Linked DNA regions of Mus musculus: region 2 is linked to region 1. The links are chromatin loops, found by intact Hi-C in ENCODE. Cell type or tissue: heart. All regions are shown on one strand.

Region 1 (8,000 bases):
ATGATGATATATATATGGTTGGAGCCTGGACTCAAACTGTGTCTTCCAGATCCTTCTCCTTTCATCTCTGTATGTTGACTATCTTCCCAGCCTTGAAAGCAGCTTTTCACCCTTGTAATTCCAGCAAGTTTACACCTGATTGGTTCAACTTGAGCCATAATTATTGGGCCAACCACTGTAGCCTGGGGTTGCAATGTGCAAATTGGCCAGGCCCAGGCCAGGTGCGAGTTCTCTGCCCTTCCCAAACTTCCACCTGGAAAGCCAGGGGGCCTCCCTGAAGGAAATGCAGGGGCTCCTACCTAAGAGGGGTGTGTGTGGGGGTAGCTGCCCTGTAGGGGAAGAGGCTGAAGCCACTCCTAAGGCACAGTTCCCTGCCTCTTGGTGGTCCCTGCCTTCCTTCTCATTTACTCTCCAGCACTTTGTGAGCCTGGGAGGATGTCAGGTCTGTAACTGTAACTTCTCGAATGCCAATCACGAGGCCTGGGCTTCCCGTTCTTTGTGTGATTTGGAGGAAACTGAGAGTCCGTCGTAGCCATTGACGCTTTCCCTTCATTTCAGCATGTTTATTGTCTCCTTTCTCTTTAAGCACCCTGCTCCGTTACCACATTTAATTTGCCATAAGTAATCATCGATCTAAAAACCTTACTTTCTAAAGATAAAGAAAGAGGCATCAGTGAGACCTGGGGATTCCCTCTGGAAGTGTGCTGACTGGGAGGAGGGCAGGCTTCTGACTGCCCCACTGACGCAGCCAGCCAGCTTCCCTGAGTGTGGAATAGGCGGGGTGGCTGTGAGTGCTAGATCCAGAGACAGGGAAGTGCGGGGGTGTGCTCTGGCAAAAAGAGCAGAGACAAACCTGGCAAGTGGCATAAAGGACATCCCACAGAGTTCACCCCAGAACAGAGGGCAGGGGACAGGAAGCTGCTCCCACTCATAGAAGAATGAACAACGCTTTAGGAGAACATTTGCTGGGGAGGATGGAAGTCCCTGGTGTCACCACTGGCCTGATGCATCAGACAGGCAGGCTAGAAATGGGTAAATGTAGAAGTCAGGGGAGCTCCTGGGCTGTCTTAGGATCCAGTCTGAGGCTTGTTCTGGAATGTTCCTTCAGGCACATTCTGACTTATGTGTGGAAATAGCATCGGAAGTGGGGCTGGCTGGCTTGTTCAAAGCTGGATTTTGTGGCCTTCACCTGACAACAGGTTAACTCCGTACCTATGCACCTCTCCTGGGTGTAGACCGTTGGCTACTCTGAGCCACAGCCTTCCAGAAGGACTCATGGCGACTGTCATGTTTCCCCTGCAGGTGTACCAGGACAACGTGTACTCTCCAGACTGCAGATTCCACTCGTTTAAGAAAGTGCTTTACCAGATGGGGCACGAGTACTCCAGCAACGTGGAGCTCGCCTCCTTCCACTCCACCTCCAAGGGCTACATGGGCGAGTATGTCTGCCGCTTCTCCTCTCTGCCACGGGCGGGTCTGTGGTCCCAGTGCTTACACTCTCCTTTCTGCCTGCTGCTCTACTTGTGGTCCACCCACATGGTTAGAAAGCAGCCTTCATCACTTGCCGCTGGTGTAAGAATCAGGAGACAGACTGTATCTCTCTGGCAAATCTAGTGGTATAAGAGCCATCCCTGTACAGAGGCTCCAGGGAAATGCAGCCAGGCTCAAAAGAAACCAGACTGTGGATAAGTGATGGGAATGAAAACAGGTCCCGTAGCAGCTCTGAGTCTGGAATCTTCTGCTCTAACGTTGCCTGAAGTCTGAAGGTCCATGAAGAGAGGAGTTAGATGGATAGGTACCAAGCTCTGTGTGCAAGACTGCCTTAGCACTGGGGTGGTTATAAGACCGATATTTGGGGCCCATATTTGTGACTAGTGTTTACTGAGCACTTACCCTGAGATCGAGGCACTGAGGACTCTGCCGTCACAAAGCCAGTGTGTTACCAAGGAGTGAAGAACAAGGCAGAGAGGAAAGCTATGCAGCCGGTGGAGAACTGAAGTCAGAGAAGAGGTAGGACTGCCAGAAGGTGGGACTGGAGTAGGAAGGGAGACATTTGGGGGAACATTCTAGGTCGAAGGAATAGCATATGAAGCCTGAAGAAATGTTTTGGTAGCCAGGCGTGGTGGCACACGCCTTTAATCCCAGCACTCGGGAGGCAGAGGCAGGCAGATTTCTGAGTTCCAGGCCAACCTGGTCTACAAAGTGAGTTCCAGGACAGCCAGGGCTACACAGAGAAACCCTGTCTAAAACAAACAAACAAACAAACATAAAACAAAAAAACAAACAAAAAAGAGAAATGTTTTGGTTAGGTCAAGGGAGCCACCTCCTTACATTGTTTTTGGTTTAATTTGATGTAGATTAAGTGTATATGAGTTAGGTTTCAGGGAAAGCAGCTCTAACAGAATAGCCCAAAAGTATAGAGGTTCAGAAAGGGTGACAATGTATTTTTTTTGGACATAGTTGTTCAGAGATCCCAGGAAGGCAGAAAGGCAGAGCCGGCTCCTTGAGGTGGTTTAAGAACGGTGGCTTGTGAGTCTGCTTCTTCAACATGTAGTAACCACCCGTCAGACGAGAAGGGAGAAAAGGAAAGAGAGTTCTTGCTTCTCCCTGTAAGAGAGTGACTTGTAGTGACATGTTCACCTAACACTGGCCAGAACTCAGCCACAGCTGCCTGCTGGGTATGGAGGGTGTGGCGTTAGAGATCTGGTGTCCAACCTGCGTTTATGAGGGCTTCTTCTAACTGGCGGTGGGCTCCTCCCTCTCGTCTCTCCAGGTGTGGCTACAGAGGGGGCTACATGGAGGTGATCAATTTGCACCCCGAGATCAAAGGCCAGCTGGTGAAGCTACTCTCGGTTCGCCTCTGTCCGCCAGTGTCAGGACAGGCCGCCATGGACATTGTTGTGAATCCACCGGAACCAGGAGAGGAGTCCTTTGAGCAATTCAGCAGGGTAAGTCAGCTTGACCTGTGTCCATCACTGCTATTGCCAGGGTCATGGTAAGTGAGCAGCCACCACTCCATGTGGCCCTGCATCTGATGGTGTGTCTGGGTGTGTCCACCCGCAGCCATCTTTCAAGGGGGCACCCTAATGTCTCTTGGTTGTTGAACCACTCTCATGAGTTAAGTCTAAAGATGTAACAGAGATGCAACAGTTTGGAAGTGGGAAGACTTCCTGTGTGAGTCAATGGACTTTTCTTTTTCTCTGTGAGCATCGTAAAAGTCAGTTCCCAGATGTGCCCCACCCCCCTTTGGAGAGGCGTGTGTAGGGGGAGGTTGGCTTGTTTGTTTTTTTTGACACAGGGTTTTGCAGCCAAACCATTTTTTAAGTCAAGATCCTCCTGCTTCAGCCTCCTAAAGGCTAGGATTATAGGCGTACCTACAGCACTCCCTTCTCCTCGACAGGACTCCCTCCTCCTCCTCTTTTTTGTAGTAAAATACAAACAACTGAACTTTTTTCTCGTTTTAAATATACACTTCTATCCTGCTGTAGTAAATACCTTTAATCCCAGCACTCAAGAGGCAGAGGCAGGAGAACCTCTGTGAGTTCAAGGCCAGCCTGGTTTATATAGTAAGTTCTATGACAGCCAGGGCTATTCAGAAAGACCCTGTCTAAACAGACAGATGGACAGATAGACAGTTCTTTTTTTTTTTTTTCTTTTTAGAGATTTATTTATTTATCTATTTATTTATTTATTTATTTATTTTTGTGTATGAGTACACTGTAGTCTGTTTTCAGACACACCAGAAGAGGGTATCAGATCCCATTACAGATGGTTGTGAGCCACCATGTGGTTGCTGAGAATTGAACTCAGGACCTCTGGAAGAGCAGTTAGTGCTCTTAACCGCTGAGCCATCTCTCCAGCCCCAGACAGGCAGTTCTGTTTCATTAAGGAAAGCCACTCAGATGGTTGTGCAGCCCTCTCTCATCCCATCCATTTCAAGAACTTTTATCCCCACTTGACACATGAGACCTAGTAAACACATAGTCTCCACTCTCCCATTCCCCGGTTCTTGGCAGCCAGCATTCTACTCTGTCCCCATGAATTCCCTAAGACACATATGTATAGGTGGAATTACACAATGTGTGTTCTTGTGTGACTGGCATATTCCACTCGGCACAGTGTCCTCCAGGTTATCCCTGTGGAGGCCTGCCCAGAACAGCAGAGGTCTCTTTGGGATTGAAGGCTGGGGCGTATGTCACTGTGTGGCTGCACCACGCTTTGTTTATCTTCTCATCCTCAGCTCTCATCTTAGTTTCCCTCCTGTACAACAGAACTTACAGGAATTCTGATTGATTCTCTTCCAGCTTTGGATGCTTGTCCAGCTCTGGGACTGTTGCCGACTCTGCTCTGCCTGAGTCTCCATCCGTGTACACCTCACTGACGGAGAGTACAAAGGGATAATCCCTAGATGACATGATGGGGCTGGTCCCCAGGGACACTCGTGACTCTCAGAGAAGTGTTTCTAGGGTATTCTACCCAGGGCCAGGGCCATTCACACTGATGGATGAAAAAAAAATCTATGTAGAAAGACCGGTCCATGTGTCTATGCCTACCTTCTTCCCCTAGCCATGTACAGTGTTTGTTACATGCAGCTTACTTTCTGTCAATCTGTTCACATAGCCTTGTCTAGAATCACTGATACCTGTGCTTTTTGTCATCATTAGGAAAAAGAATTCGTCCTTGGTAATCTGGCCAAAAAAGCAAAGCTGACAGAAGATCTGTTTAACCAAGTCCCAGGGATCCAGTGCAACCCCTTGCAAGGAGCTATGTATGCGTTCCCTCGGATTCTCATCCCTGCCAAGGCCGTGGAGGCAGCTCAGGTCAGAGCGGAGGGCTGGCTGGCTTCCTGGATTCACTTGAGCTGTCTCTGACATGGTTGGCTTTTTGCTTTGGTGAGCCATGGTGCTGACCTTAGGAGTTCTGAACTCTGTGTCCTCCTGGACAAACGCAGTTTACCATGCAATAGCTTCTTAAGAGTCCCGGCTGCAGCAGAGTATGGTGGTAATAGAGCAAGTAAGAGGCTAACCCCAAGTGAGAGTCCAGGTTGAGCCTCCACGGTGTACTCTCAGGGTGGAGGCATAGCTTAGCTGTTAAGACACTTGCTGCTTGCAGATGATGAGCCTGGCCTTCAGCACCTACATGGTTTCACTCACAGCCTTCACAACTCCAGCTCTAGGGCGTTAGAGATCTAGGGCATTAGCCACGCCCTCATCCTATTTCCAAAGACACCAAGCATGCATGTAGGACCCAGGCATACAAGCAGACGAGACACTCATACACATGAAATAAATACATCTAAAAACCACTAAAACAGCAAGGCATACTGACTCTGAAGGGCAGGACCCAAGAAGAGTGTGATACTGGTGTTGGAGAAGCAATGAGAGTCCTCACCTCCCCCAGCCATTGCCTCCTGCCACAGTGACTCCTGAGTGTTCACGATAGAAGCCTTGGGTTTGGCTTAATGAGTCTTCAATGGAGCTGAGAGCCTGCTCTTCCAAGTCCTCGTATGCTATTGCAGACCATGCTCTGAAGCTCAAGGGAAAGTAATGTGTGCATCCCTGGAGTGCCTGAGCACCTTGTTAGACACTGGGTATCCAGGCCCACCCGAGATCAGACCCCGCCTGCCAGAGCCCGAGACTTCCCGAGAAATTGTTGTATAACCCACACTGTTTGATGTTGGTTTCATTGCTGTGACCAAACACCTGACAAGGTAGAAAGTCAGAGAAAAGAGATGTCTTTGGCTCCCTACGTTATGGTTATGGCCCTCTGGTGGGAAGGCATGAGTCATGTGATGATGAGGCAGAAGCACACGGCTCCTTGCTCATCTCTGGGTGAGGATGCAGAAGCAGAGGAAGGGGAAGCCATTGCAGGTTTTCTTTCTCCTACCCCAACCGACGGGCACATCCTCCACATTTCCTCTGCAAATGCCTTCAGGCACGTGTTCAGAAGTGTGCTCCCTAAAGCCCGAGGCTTTTCTAATCCTATCGGCTTTCGTAGCCTTCCTCAGCACTGTCAGCGGTTGCTCCCGGGTGTATCTCCTGCAAGGCCCTGCTGGATTTAGATCCCAGGGCGCCGTTTTCAGATCATTTGTGTGACTTGGCACATAGATAGCCATCTGCAGCCAGTGCCTGTTGAACAGTTGCTGGGATGGGGATGGGAATACTGGAACCCTTGAATGCAGATCAGGGGTGTCACAGCCCCTGCCTGGCCAACAGTAGCTTCAGATGTCTGAGTCCCAGAACCAGCTTCCTGGCTGTGACCTGGAATCCTGCTTTACTTTGCCATCAGGAAAGGGAGAAGGAGGGGTCTGCCACAGAAAAGAGGCACTGACACTGCATTTTGGTTCTATCTGGCTTTGAGCCCTTCACGCCAAGTGAAGACTTATATTTATAGCCCAGGTGAGACCCCACTGTGTAGCTCAGGCTGGCCCTGAATTCAAGGCATGTTTTTTGTTTAAGCTTCTCAAGGGCTATGATTATAGGTGTAAACCAAAACCAGCTCTGTTTGGGTTTGGGTTTTTAATGTGTGCAGGTCTCGTGTACAGCCAGGCATGACTCTCAAGTTCTGTCCTCTTCCCACAGTCCCATAAAATGGCTCCAGACATGTTCTACTGCATGAAGCTCCTGGAGGAGACTGGCATCTGTGTCGTGCCTGGCAGTGGCTTTGGGCAGCGAGAAGGCACTTACCACTTCAGGTGTGACACTTTCTTTTGGGGGTGGTTGGTGTTGGTCCCTTGAGTTCTTGCTTTAGAGACTGCAGGGTCTGAGCCTCTCTTCTCCTTGAGTGACTCTCATCATGGCAGGCTCAGACCCTCTGTCACTACATAAGGAAATGGGGGTGCTTTACAGCCCCTCTAAGTCTTCCTGGACTGTCCCGCCTCTCGGCTGCTTCCTGCCCCTGCCACCCTCTATGCTTCTGAATGCCCAGGGCAAAGCCAGTGCCTTAGTTAGATTTCTGTTGCCATCATAGAGAGCTTTTCAAAAGCAACGTAGAAGGAAGGAAAGTGTTTATTTGACTTGTGGGTTAAGGTCTATGCTCAGGGAAAAGCCAGGGCAGGAACCTGAAGGCAGGACCTGAGACAGAGCACAGGGGAACGTTGCTTACTGGCTTGCTTTCCATGGCTTGCTCAGCCTGCTTTCGTATGTAATCCAGGACATCTGTCCAGGGGAGGCACCACCCATGGTGGCCTGGGTCCTTCCACATCAATCATTAATCAAGAAAAAGCCTCCACAAACTTTTATATTTTATAGGCTAATCAAATGGACGGAGTTAGTTTCTTGGGAGAAATTCTTCCCAGATAAATCTAGTTTGTGTCAATTTGACAGAAATCCCAACCAGGACAGCCTGGCACAGAACAGGTGTAGCTCCTTGGCTGCACTATAGGCCATGACACTATCCTGGGCCCCAAAGCCTCTTAAGGTACTACACTGAGACAGAATTCGGTCCACAAACCGAGAGGCTGTTTACAGCCATGCCTTGTCCAGCTCTGTACAGATGGATACATGGATTCCCAGAGTTGTTAGGCAAATGTTCCTCACAGAGGCCAACTCTGATCATAACACAGTTATTTCTTCACAGCTCCTGCAGCAGTGTCTCTTGTAGCAGATGCTAAAAAAAGAATTGTCATGAGTTGCTGACGTCTAGAGCCAAGTCTTTGAACAGTCAAAGATATGGGCTGTGTCCTCAGATGGACTAACTGCCTACCTGGCCCTTTTATCCTTGGTCAGGTTCTCTGCTGCGATCCACGGTCCATCTGAAACAGAGAGCTGGGGTGGCAGGGTAGCCCAGTGGTAGATCGTACGCAAGTGTGAGGTCCCAGTGTCCGTGCCCATCACGTCACCAAGAGTGTGATTGAGGTGGGAACAGTGTTGTCAGGACTGGAGAGAGAGGTTACTTTTGTGGGAACTGAAAATGTCTTTGAAGTGAAACCTGTGATTTGAGATTGGCTTACTGTCAGCAACTGAATACTGGGACACACCCATATGTCTCAGCACACACAC
Region 2 (8,000 bases), 140 kb after region 1:
TGTAGCCCAGGCTGGCCTCGAACTTGTGATCCTCCTGCCTCTGCCTCCTTCAGCAAATCCTACCATCGTGTGCCACCATAACCGGCCATAGTGATTACTTTTTAAATACAGTCATCAAAATAAGATTCATTTAATAGCCATCATCTTTTATTTACTTTGCTGGTTGATATATGTTCACCTAAATTCCCAAAACTAAAACAGTGTTTCTAATTCAATGAAATAATTACTTCATTTCACTGGTAAGAATAATTAAAAATACTGAATAAAATAAATTAATTGGAGATTCTCAAACGGAAAACACACTATGATGTGAAATTAGGAGGTGGGGAAAACTGGTTTCTTAGCAGAGTTGTGGCTTTTGCCTGAGCCACATGGTTCCTCTACAAGCCCTATGGGTTTGGCGCTAGGACAAAAGTCATACTAAATTGGCATACATAATTCTGGGGTTCATGGAGTGAGCTGTGATACAGTTAAGTCCCCCAAGCTGACCTAGACATAGCTAGGTGGTGGGTATTTACCCTGGGCTCTTCTCAAAGGCTTCTAGGTGCTTCATAGAGTTTAAACTCAGAGGTATTGGGAGCACTTACTGTACAAAATGACAGGTTGCTCAGAAGACAGAGACAGACAGATGGTAGAGGTTACTTGCTATCACATAAATAAAAGATAGAGATACAGTGGTAATTGTTTAAAGTATACATGGAATATAGAAATCCAGGCCTTTGATCTCAAATATAAAAACCAAAGACATGGAGATAGAGAGAAACCCTATTTCAATGAATAATAAGAATCAACAAATAATCTCCATAGAATGGAGAATGAACAAGAAAAATGATTCAAAAGAAACTTGAAAACGTTTATGCCAGGGAAGGCACTTGGGTTCTTTGAACATGGGTTCCACAGGAATACTGAGATTGCTTAGCCTGGTATGACAAATTAATAGGCTAGTAATAGGCTTATACAGTAAGTAGAACGGAATTCAATTAAAGCTAAATACATAGGAAAGGATGTTAATTCAAACTATATAATATACATGTATTTACATACACACAGAATAATACTAATCTTCATAGATTGGGTTTACTGGACCAAGGACAGACTATTTTGGGAGAGAGGCTCTATATTTGTGTTAATAGGAAAGAACAAAAGGCTTTGGACCCCTTCCAAGGTGATATGGATCAGATATGATAGGGGAAGATCCCCTATAGATCTTGGCTAAAGTCAGAAAAGAAAAATTCAAGCAGATCAAACAGGACAGGTAATATAATTTACTGATCCCTCCACACGGGAATAGCTCTATAATTGGCTCAGACATAAACGTGTCTCTAGACAAAACTTCAGCTAAAATTAGATAATATTTCTTGTTGGTTATAAAATCCTTAAGATTCATCATGCCATCCTTCACATGCTATGAATGAAGATCTATTACAATTGGTTATTGATCAAATTAACTCATAAAAGTATAGTTGTCTTTAACCTGCTCAAACAAGGAACAAAAATTCATCCTTAACTGATCTGTGCACCTTGCACAATACATACAAATATCTAATAGTACTAAAATTTTGGTTCATATACTACAGAATGTACAGCTCTGACAAGATTCATCTGCGGGGATGACCTGAGGTTCCAGTTTCCTGCCTCCTGATGCTGACTTGGTTCCTAGTGCTCATATAGAAAACACTTTATCTACTGAGCCAACTCCCCAGTCACATTTCTTACTTTCTTTTTTAAATATTTATATATAGTTATCCTACAAACAGAAATTCCTTGGTTTTTAAATGTAGCATTCAGTTCATTTATTATTTTTACCCAGAAATCCTTTAGCTTTGCCTTCTTAGATCAGTTCAGATATAGAAATATAGTCTACCAGCTCTTTTTTCCCCTACTTTTAATATATCTATGTCTTTGAGATTCTATTTCACTATGGGAGGTTTTTAGAGTCAATCTAAATAGCATCAGGCAAGCAAGATGGCTCAGTAGGTACAGGCACCTACTGTGAAGCCTGATAACCTTAGTTTGATTCATGGGTCCCAAGAAATGAAAGAAATGACTCTCGCATGTTATCTTCTGTGCTCTACATGTATGCTATAACATTCATGTACTATGTAAATTATGTATATTGCCTCACATATGTAATAAATACATGTCATCAATAAATGAATAAATATCTCTTTTAAGGCAATCTTCTTATTCTCAAGTTGTTTAATTTTTTTTCTGTCTGTGGGTTCAACCTATACATCATTTAAGCTATATATATTTTTTGGGACATGGGGATGGGGGAGCCACTGTTCTTATAGCTTTCATCAATTCTTGAAAAAAATTCCTTAAAATGCTGCTACATGTGCCTATTAGTAAATTTCCTCAGCTCTTTGAGTAATAATTCGTTTTATTATTGAAGTACTATATAACTTTTAAAAAAGTTAAAAAAATCTACCTGGTCATTTTTCTTTCCTTACCTCTTGGAAATCTAAAATCTAGGAGACTGAACTTTTTGTTTTGTCTGTTCTTACCTCTAGATGAACTACGAGCAGAACGGTCACCTAATGTGGGATTGGGAGGTAACATTCAATGAGGTTTTATAGATAAAAGTTCTGTAGTATGTTTGGTTTATTATGGATTAATTTTTGACAAGTGCCTTAAAGTTGTTGGGAGCTTAAGACATGGCCCCTTTTAATTTTTGTGATTTTTGCTTCCTGGATTGACCAGGGATTATTAATTCATCCCAAGCGCAGAGATAATTTTCTAGGTACGAAATCACAGGAGAGATCCTACCCTCACCTCACCAGAGAAGAAGCCCTACAGCATGTTTCCTTGTTTACCCTTTCATGTTTAGTCGTCACTCTCTAAGGTTTACAAGGGCCTCACAATAACCACACAAACCCTAGGCTTGATTTATTTTCAGAGCTGGCCGTGGTGGTGCACGCCTTTAATCCCAGCACTCAGGAGACAGAGGCAGGTGGATTTCTGAGTTCAAGGCCAGCCTGGTCTACAATGTGAGTTCCAGGACAGCTACACAGAGAAACCCTGTCTCGAAAAACAAACAAACCAAAAAAATTACTGGCTTTATTTTGAACTTATATTTGTTCTTTGAGGAATACCTGGCAAAATTTGCCCAAAATTTATGAGTGTTTTTGACATGTTTTCAGGGGGTGGGGGATGTGGAGAGATGGTTCAGTGGTTAAGAGCATTGAGTATTCTGCTAGAGAACCCAGGTTCAATTCCCAGTACCCACATGGCAGCTCACAACTGTCTGTAACGCCAGTATCTGACACCTTCATGCAGACACACGTTCAGTCAAAACACCAATGCACATAAAAAATAAATAAATAAACTATTAAAGGGTTTTCAGGTTACCCATCATTTTCCAAATATAAATCTCATTTTCATGTTTTTTTTTTTTTTTGTTTTTTTTTGTGGGAGGGTCAAGGTCTCAGTTACAACGTAGCCTAGGTTTGCCCCCAAATCATATGTTCTTTTAGCGCTTCTTTCATTCTTTTCCTTTTTAAACAAATACATAAAGTAAGTCTAGTTTTATGTCTGTTGATATTCCTAGAAGTGTAAATTAAAAACAAAAAGCAAAAGTAGTCAGCAACCAGTCTCAGAGTTATTTAAAGGCATTCTTTTGTACAGCACTGTCCGTAAGTGTCACATGGTCAGCAGGGGGCAGCACAGTGACAACAATGAACCGTGATTCTAGGTTTTATTTTTTCTGATGTGACCAACCCTCTATAACATAGTAACTTCTTGCAGGCTAGACATCTGTTCCTCATCAGAGAGAGAGGGTGTGTGTGTGTGTGTGTGTGTGTGTGTGTGTGTGTGTGTGTGTATTTGTGCGTGTACACGTGTAGGCCAGAGGTGGACAGGAAATAGCTTCTCTTGCTTGCTAACTAATTAGTGTTTGAGGCAGGGGTTCTCACGGAACCTTGAATTCCCCACTTGAGCTGGGCAGCTGAGCAGCAAACCTCTGGGATCTGCCTGTCTCCCCATTTCCTGCGCTGATGTTACAGAAGTGCACGCTCTACCACAAAGGGGCCTGGGTTATGTGGATGCTGGGCATCTGAGCTCAGGGCTTCACGCCTACACAGTGAGTACTTTATTCACCATGCCACCTTCCCAGACCCTAAAGTACATAAACAAAACAACCACAAGACCACACCACACACACACACACACACACACACACACACACACAACCCCTACAAAATAAAACAAAACAAAACACCCCCTCAAAAACCAACAAGTGTTTGATCAATACTTACATTTACCAGTTAGGACTCCATAGATTTTTAAAACCATAATCTTTCAAGATTAAGAATCTTAATATGAGGTTGATGAGATGGCTCAGCAAGTAAAACAAACGTACTGTGCAATCCCAGTGACCTGAATTCACCCCCACAAGGAGAAAGTCAATGCCATGAAGTTGTCCTATGACTCTCACAGGTGTGCTGTGTGCCTTTGTGCATTCACACACTTAAAAATTTAAAAAGAAACCTTTAATATATATATACATATATGTATACACACATACATATAATATTTTAAATTATTTCAATCTCATTTTATTTAACTACAAAAACACTATAATCTTCATAGGTGCCCAATACAGTAAAGGAAACAAAAGAACTTAAAGAGTCACAAATATTTACATGAATCAAACAATACATTATAGAAATCACACCTTTTAATGTTCTTCTCTGAAGTGAGTCAATATACAACGACAGTACCTTAGCTTTTGGAGTAGCTTTAATTGTCCATATGCAATCAACTGCTTGGCCAGGCTTTGTTTTCTCTTCTTGCTCTACTTGGCTAGACCGTACTATTCCATCAGCTCCAGAGAGCTCAAACTGGCAATCTGGGGGGGGAAAAAAGATATTCAAAGAAAAATAAAACTAACAAAAAATGTCACACAAAGAAAGAGGTAATATACTAAACCTGGAATGGGATTTAAAATACCTCCAAGGTAAGTAAAGTCTGGATCTGTAACAAAAGAGAGGAGAAAGTCATTGGTACTGAGCTTTTCAGACCTAACTTACTGTGTAAAGCACCATTACCTATCAACATAAGGGGCATTCTCATTGACAGATGCTGTAAATCACTCGTCATTTAAGACAATGCTTATGGGATTAACATTTAATGAAAATTTGTATATTTTTATTTCATCATGAATGTTTTATTGTCATTGAAAACATTAACTGTCAAATGTAGTAGTTAGTTCACTATCACATGAACAGATGAATAAAATATGGTATATTTAATACAATGGAATACTATTTAGCCTTAAAAGTAATATATTTCCTTTGTGTTGAGCTATATTGTTTTCTAAAATGTCTGCTTCAATGAGTAGTGTTGAATTTGCAAATATAAAAATACAATTATAAATATTCATATTTAATTAGTCAAATGTTTTTTTCAGAAATATTTTACAGATGCCTCAAAAATTATTTCTCAATTAAAATAGGAACCGTAAATATAAGAGTAACTATATACATTATCTGGAAAACCTATTTCATATATGTGGTTTACTCCAAATAAGAGGACACTTAATTCCTATTAATACTGAGATTAATTGAAGATACTTTAGAAAGTCTCCAAATTACAGATTGGAAAATGAAGTAAACTATTATCTTAATTTCAAACACATTTCAGTGACTGTTCTTTTTAAAGTATAACTAAACTTACTCTTTTTTAATGAGTCAACTAGTAGACACCAGCTCTTTCACAGAAAAAAAAAAGACTCAAAGCAGAATTATAATCTTAAAATGTACTGAGGAAAAGTTTTTGAAAATTAATCAAAAATTTTTTCTTTCTTTTTTTAAATCTTTTTTTTATTAGATATTTTCTTTGTTTACATTTCAAATGTTATCCCCTTTCCTAGTTTCCTCTCCGAAAATCCCCTACCCCCTCTCCTTTCCCCCTGTTCCCCAACCCATCCACTTCTGCTTCCTGGCCCTGGCATTCCCCTATACTGGGACATAGAAACTTCACAGACCAAGGGCCTCTCCTCCCATTGATGGCCTACTAGACCATCCTCTGCTACATATGCAGATAGAGCCATGAGTCCCACCATGTGTTTTCTTTGATTGGTGGTTTAGTCCCAGGAAGCTCTGGGGGGAACTAGTTAGTTCATACTGTTGTTCCTCCTATAGGGCTGCAAACCCCTTCAGCTCCTTGGGTCTTTATTTTTTTAAATTTATTTTTTATTATTATTATTTTTGGATAGGTTTTTTTATTCATAGGTCCGTCTGTCCTGGAACTTACTCTGTGGACCTGACTGACTTTGAACTTAGAAGAGATCTACTTTGCTATTATAAGTGCATATAGGCTGGCCTTAAATGTGCTATATAGTGTATAACTGGAAATATGCCTTTAAATAACAGCAGAAACAGTCATATTTTAGCCCATTATATATATCACATATTTATTGAGATGAGTTGTTTTTCTTAGAGATTAAAAAACTGGGGAATTACTATCTAACAGAAAAAAAGAATATGACAAAATAGAAAAATAACCCAGGAAACTCAATATAGTCCTAGATTTGCTACTATATAATAAAAGTACTTAATTATTAAGCTTCCTCATCTATAAAATATACATTATTTAACATTTATGAAACTTCCATAAGTGTATACCAAAGTTATTGAAGGTAATACAAGAAGTCCTATAAGGTACAAAAATAAAATATTCCAGAAATTCTAAGCATTTTACAACTTATCTGTACTTTACCTATAAAGAGTATAGAAATTTCTCATCATAGGTTAAAAAAAAACCAAAAAACAAAACTACTTTCATTCAAAGTGAGTATCTTTACACATAAAAGTTGGTTGATTTTAAGTTAATTAGTTGTGTGTGGAGGTCAAGACAACTTGCAGAAATTAGTTCTCTCCTGCCACCTTGTGGGAATCTGAGGATTAAATTCAGGTTGCCTGGTCTATGTGCAAATGCTTTTTTCTACTGGCTGAGCCACATTTTCAGCCCAAATTTGGTTATTTATTTTAAACATATTTTTTGAAAATATTTAAAAGAGGTCAGAGATTTAATTGTGTATCTTCCCATATCATGCTCCACTTTTTTTTTTTTTTGAAAATTAGAAACAGGATCTCTAATCGAATTTAGTTAATCTCTCACTGAACCTAGAGTCTGAAGATTTTGAGTGGGTCAGGCCTCTAGGATCTTCTTGGTCTCTGCCTCCCAGTGCTGGGGTCACAGGTGTGTGCTGCCACACACAGGTTTTCATTTTTACTTGGGAGCGTAGGCCTTCATGTGCACAGCAAGCAGTTAAACCACTGGACCATCTTCCCAGGTCCTGAAAAACATCTATTTATTGTCTATTTCTTTTGTTTCAAGAACTCTAAATTTGTGAAAATGTGACTCACATATACATTTTGTAATCGCATTTTATGACAGTAAAACATCAATTATTTCTGCTAATTTTAGGCAGTAAACATTAAATACCTGACCAGTTAAACAGATTGCTTATTTTGTTACAAATTTCGGTGAACTGGTTCACAAAGGTGAGTATTTTGTGTTTACGCAGTCATCTTCCTTACATCAGTCATTTTGAGAAAAACAAAGCAAGTCACCCTATTTTAGTTGTAATAAATTCTAGACAAAGCATAGCATATGAACTATGGTTTGTTTGTTTTTGAGATAAAACCTTGCATCTAGCCTAGTCTGCCCTCAAATGTGTCATCTTCCTCTCTCAGCCTCCTCAGCAGCTGGGATTGTAAGTACCTGTGGCACATTCCTATCTATGCTAACCATTTCCTAGGGTAGAGGTCAGTTTTAGTATGTTGACATCGTTGTTCAATAATCACTTTTTTATTTTCAAAACTAGTTTTCATCATCAAGAAGGAAAGTCTATACACATTAAAATACTAATTTCTACTTTCTTCATAAGTTTTATCACTTGGTGTTGGAACACAGTCCAAGAATGAGTCGTATGAGAAGTCTGAGCACTTGTGAGGAAACAAGGAAACAAGTGACCTCGGTTTCTTCAAAACATA

The links. Hi-C counts contacts between places; a loop is a spot of excess contacts. Peaks named below come from ENCODE experiments on the same cell type or tissue, not always from the same donor. Only the 100,000 strongest peaks of a DNase experiment are listed, where the experiment ranks them.
Region 2: a loop joins it to region 1, with 2.5 times the contacts of the local background. A loop is called at or near these places in 3 of 42 quality-filtered maps.

What each region holds. Positions count from the first base shown.
Region 1 is chr8:85,516,675-85,524,674 of GRCm38, forward strand. Gpt2 (glutamic pyruvate transaminase (alanine aminotransferase) 2) reads left to right here. Exons shown (of 12, transcript NM_173866.4): 8 at 1,303-1,439; 9 at 2,774-2,948; 10 at 4,665-4,820; 11 at 6,582-6,694. Among named protein-coding and RNA genes, the nearest start is that of Gpt2, 28 kb to the left of the region's middle. In heart, no CTCF peak of the experiment used is centred here; DNase peaks (open chromatin) are centred at 837, 4,847 and 7,627.
Region 2 is chr8:85,658,458-85,666,457 of GRCm38, forward strand. Neto2 (neuropilin (NRP) and tolloid (TLL)-like 2) reads right to left here. Exons shown (of 9, transcript NM_001357288.1): 5 at 4,930-4,974; 6 at 4,722-4,849. Among named protein-coding and RNA genes, the nearest start is that of Mir8109, 38 kb to the right of the region's middle. In heart, CTCF peaks have their summits at 3,642 (motif pointing right) and 6,897 (motif pointing left); no DNase peak of the experiment used is centred here.